2 separate regions of the Mus musculus genome follow, and region 1 is linked to region 2. Evidence: chromatin loops called from intact Hi-C (ENCODE). Cell type or tissue: left cerebral cortex. All regions are shown on one strand.

Region 1 (2,500 bases), 490 kb after region 2:
TTGTGTGTGTGTGTGTGTATTACTGGAGAAGGATCCCAGACGTTCTCACATGGTAGTCAAATGCTCTCCACTTCAGAACTCTTACCTTGTATGTTTTTCCCTCGAGACACAATATTACCAAGTTGCCCAATCTGGCCTTGGATTCACTCTGCAGCCCAGTCTGGTTTTGAAATTGTGACTCTAACTGGGATTACATGGCTATGCTACCGTGCACAGTTTATGTAACATTGATCAGAACTCCTTTGTCATTACAGACCAGATCATATACCTAGAATTACCATTCTAGGGTAGAATATACCATTTATACCATTTATAGAATGGACATAGTAGATGCAATCCTCCATTTTTATTGATGCCCACTGATATTGCCACACTAAGAAGAGAAAGCGTGCATGCTGCTCTGGCTGCCTCTTTTGTGTTTATCCACTGGTCCCACTTTTGTACAGCCTTTGGGCTCATGGAGGGAAGTTATGCAGATATACATTCCAAATCTTCAAAACACTCCCTCTTCTTTTTAGGCTAGTACCCAGAGTAAGTATTATTTCCTCTATTCTGCTCCCACTCTTCTGTCCTTGCAAAGCAGACAGACTTAAATCCCCTCATGGGATCCACGGGGTTCTCTTTCTTTCCTTTTGTTTTGGAAGGGAGGTTGGTGGTGGAATAGATGATATTTAAAGCCCAAATATGTCCTTTGAAATGTCATTTCCACTCAAACTGATTCCTACTTTTTCTTAAATCTCTGATGGCAGACTTAGGGGTGTGACTTCAAGGTAACTTTGATTTGCAAACATTTAAACATTTCCAGTTGTAAAAGAAACATATTGGGAAAGGTAAATTCGGTTAACAATACACGTGTTAGAATAACAGAGCTTTGAAGATCAAGGGCTCTGTCATCTCCATGTTCACGTGTTTAATGTATCTAGTCAATTCCGCTGGTAATTCACAACAGGATTATAATGGGGAAATGCTCACCAGGTGATGATTTACAGATTTCTGGTTCTCTGGTGCCATCTACTGAAATATTGCTAAAGAAAAAAAAAGACAGGAAAATTGTGTAACCAGAAGAGTAGAAGATTCTGTAACACATAGACACACTGAGTGTCTATGCTTGTGTGTAGAGTGCCCTGATTGTGTGTGTGTGTCTATACTTGTTGCATTTACAAATTTTAGAAAAAGACTTTAAAATCCATATTTTAGAAAAGTGATTTTCTTCCACTTTACTGTCATCTACCTGTAAACGTACTGTTCTTAATTTACACGCCTACTTCATGTATTTTTTCTTCAGCTATTGTTATTTTTTCTAAATTTTGTTCATACATATGGGTTTGTGTGTATGTGTTTGCATATGCGTATGTGTATGTGTATATGTATACATACACAAAACACACATATACATATATATACAGACATTCATATATATATGTGTGTGTGTGGAGAGAGAGAGAGAAAGAGAGAGAGAGAGAGAGAGAGAGAGATGAGATGTTACTTTTACTAACACTTCATCCTATTTGCACTGGTTATGAGTCACTTTGCAAAGGTTTTATTTCTCAATACCAGATGTATTGACAGCAGATGGGTTGCTTTGGGTGGATAGTGCTGCTGCTATAGAGGGAGCTGATCAGAATGCTACTTAGACTCATTTGCTCTGCAGGGCCCCAGCAGGTTACTCTGTGACCCTGTAAGCAGTCAAATGGAAGGCCATGTGCTAACTAAATGCACCCCCCACCCAGTCATTTCAGGTTTTTCTGTGTAACAATAAGGATCCTCGAAGGCTATGTCTACTTATGATTTTGGTGATAATCTATTCAGGTAATTTAGAAAGATTTCCAGAAACATGACAGACACATCTCTAACTGTTGTAGATCTTAAGTAGCACAACTCCTATAAATATTCATGTGAAGCCCTCTGCCTTCCAGTGTATTTGATATGTAAAGTATCCACAGAGGTAGCTGTTAGTATATGCAAAAGATCTTAAATAACATGGGCGTGGATGGCTTTCAGATAGTGGCTTTATAACTAGGCTATCTCTGTAGGGCAACTTTACTGCATTTCTGCCTTAAGATTCATAGTGTTTCTTTTGTGTTTTTTCCTTTAATGGGTAATACCTGGGAGATATTTATGTGTACTTTGAATCTTTATTGCCGAGGAGAATTCATAGTTTCTTAAAGTGATTAGTTTATACTCTAGATGATTTAAAAAATTATTTGGAGTTATTTTTAAAAGAATTTTTGACAGGTTAATCTTTTTCCATGCTGTTTATCATGTCGAATAAGAGAGCTACTGGTATTGAAAAATCTACCTGGAAGGACTTTGTAAACAAAACAAGCAATTTTGGTCTTATATTGGCTCTAAACCGTAGTTCTGAAGTACTGCAATTTTATTTCAAATAAGGTTAAGGTGTGTGTGTGTGTGTGTGTGTGTGTGTGTGTGTGTATGTGTGTGTGTGTGTGTGTGTGTGTGTGTGTGTCCTCTGTATGTCTGTCTCTGTCTTTGTGTCTGT
Region 2 (2,500 bases):
GCGTGGTGCAGGCCGCTGGCTGCAGGAGCTCAGAGTCCGGGCGCTTCGACCCCAGGAAGCTCCACGACGGTGGTGGTGGCGGCAACAGGTCTCCGGGCTCCGACAGGAGGAACTCCAGCGAAGACCCGCCTCCGGGCTGAGCTCATTGGTCACCTTGGCTATTTACAGCTCGAGGATTGGCTCAACCGATTCGGCTGCAGCCCAGTTTAGAAAAGTGAAGTTCACGGACCGGGGAGTCAGTCGAGCGTGAGTGGTGGGGTAGTCAGGTCGAGGTCCGATTGAAACCGATCCAGGGCTGGGATGCAGCAAAGTATGAGCTGAGTCCCAGTGGGGCGAAGGTGAAGTTAGGCCGTGGAAGATGCTGCTAAGCAATGTCGATAGCCTCCGCCTGGTGCTAGAGGCCTTGGAAGACCCACAAGAGATACATTTATTGACTCACATACTATACTCGAATAGCCTAAGTCTTTGCCCGCGCTAAACACTAAGAATATATTTACTTTAAAGTAAGATATGTTTTGTGCCCTTTACAATTCTGGTGATGGAACTGAATATAGCAAAAACAATCTAGAGATGTAAAGGACTTTTTTTTCTTTTTGAGATTACTAACTTTAAAGGTTGTAATTGGATTCAATGCCCGCAGTTTATAGAGCATTATTAGGACCACTCTTTAGTTTCTCCTCCAAGGAATCTGCAGTTCCCGGGAGGAACTGACGTTCATGACGGTGTGCTTTGATAGAGTTGCTTTACAGAATAATGTTCCGAATAAGCTTATTATAAATCTGTTCTCTTCTAGACGATGGGATGTTGATGTGATCCAAGAAAGGTTTAGTACTCATACTCAAAAATTTATAGTTTGGGACAACCGGACAAACTCTGAAAATGATGAATAAAAGATAAAGCCTGCAGTGCTTTGTAGCATTTCTCACTAGTATTCATGGCTGCAGTATTTCGTGATGGCCAGTGCACTTTATTGAACTAACATGCAACCTAAGCAGTTATTTCATCTTCACAGCTATCTGCCACCACTCCGAGAGACCCGGACCATAATTTGCTTTACATCCCAAACCGTTGCATCTTCTGCTTCGGCTGGCGAGGGGTAGGGGCGTGTGGAGGGAAACTTTACTTCTTAGAGGGTCAGAAAAATGGATGATGAGAGGAGGGCCTTTGGAGAAAGTGCAGAAGGGACAGACTCTGGGGCGGAGTGGAGGGGAATCTGGACCCAGTGACCATGCAGTCCTCAGATTCCACAGTAAGGTGGGAGTCCCCGCCCTTGAGGGCACTGACAGCCATTGCAGCCAGTGAACGGCGAGGACACCCGGCCCCAGCTCAGGAGGGCGGGTACTTCCTACCGCTGCCCTGAGCTAGGCGAGGGAGGCCAAGTTTGTCTGAGGATGTGGGCCGGTGGAAAGAAGGGTTGAGAGGCTCAGTCTTGTGAAATTACTGCATTAAAAAATAGAGGGAGGGAGCTCTGGTTTTCTTTGAGCCCTGTGCTGACTTTCAAGATTCGGGCTCAGGTTGAAGTCACCGCTTCCACCGAAACCATAGGAGATAAGAAACGAACCTGGTCAGCAAATTAAATATAGTCCGTGACTGACTGGGGCTTTTGCCCGAGATCGCCTGAAACTGAAAACCAAGAACTACCAGAAGAAATCTCATTAGACACATTTATGGCAGCTTGGCAATTTTAATACGGTTAAGACAATCATTAGCTTAAATTGACAAGACTGCATTTTCAGACAAACAGACCTATTTTGTAATTTGAAGTTTATCTGGATAATACCTGTCTCCCGCCATTCCTTTCCCACAAACACTTTCTTCGCTGGACACTTAGTTTCTCTCCAGCCTAGTAAAACAGAAGAAATCATCTGTTCCGGTGGCCGAACTCGTGGAGGAGGGGAGCAGAGGCTGCGGACATGTCTTTCCTTACTAAATTAAAATCCAGCATTCCCGTTTCCAACACGCTGAAGTGCAGAGCAATTACACTCCGGAAAGACAAGTACTGCCAGGACTCCCCTCTCAGTCCCAGGCTTCTGGTGACTGCAGTTGGTGGCTCTCAGCCCTGGCTGACTACAAACATTAAGTATTGAGCATTTGCTAAAACTAAAATAAAGTAAAATTCCAGTGAAATTTTTTTAAAGTCAATTTTATTATTATAAGAATTTTTAGGGTAGCTGTTCTCATTTTCACCTTTTCTTTTCAAATATTTGATTAGTGTGTGGGCAGACCTTTTACTTTACAAGCTAAACCACAGTGCAGTAGCAAACTTACTTTAGTTCAGAAGGTGTGTGGAATTTATAGTTTAGAACTGTATGACATGGTGGTTTATTATTTACTCCGAATTGCTTTATTTGTAATTCTACAAATACTGCAACGTTTTTCAAAGAACCACCTCTTTATACTTTTGAAGTTGTTCCATTTTAATTCTTCCTCCTACAATTTATTTGTGGAGATTATAGCTGATATAACATTGGTTATATAATTGTACCCAAGTATATGCATT

Evidence for each region. Peaks named below come from ENCODE experiments on the same cell type or tissue, not always from the same donor. Only the 100,000 strongest peaks of a DNase experiment are listed, where the experiment ranks them.
Region 1: a loop joins it to region 2, with 2.5 times the contacts of the local background. A loop is called at or near these places in 9 of 42 quality-filtered maps.

Annotation. Positions count from the first base shown.
Region 1 is chr1:138,128,841-138,131,340 of GRCm38, reverse strand. All of the region lies in intron 1 of Ptprc (protein tyrosine phosphatase, receptor type, C), which reads left to right. Among named protein-coding and RNA genes, the nearest start is that of Ptprc, 45 kb to the left of the region's middle. In left cerebral cortex, a CTCF peak has its summit at 1,013 (motif pointing left); a DNase peak (open chromatin) is centred at 990.
Region 2 is chr1:138,616,940-138,619,439 of GRCm38, reverse strand. All of the region lies in intron 1 of Nek7 (NIMA (never in mitosis gene a)-related expressed kinase 7), which reads left to right. Among named protein-coding and RNA genes, the nearest start is that of Nek7, 1.6 kb to the left of the region's middle. In left cerebral cortex, a CTCF peak has its summit at 1,277; DNase peaks (open chromatin) are centred at 143, 1,301 and 1,923; H3K4me3 peaks cover 2,122 bases; H3K27ac peaks cover 1,605 bases.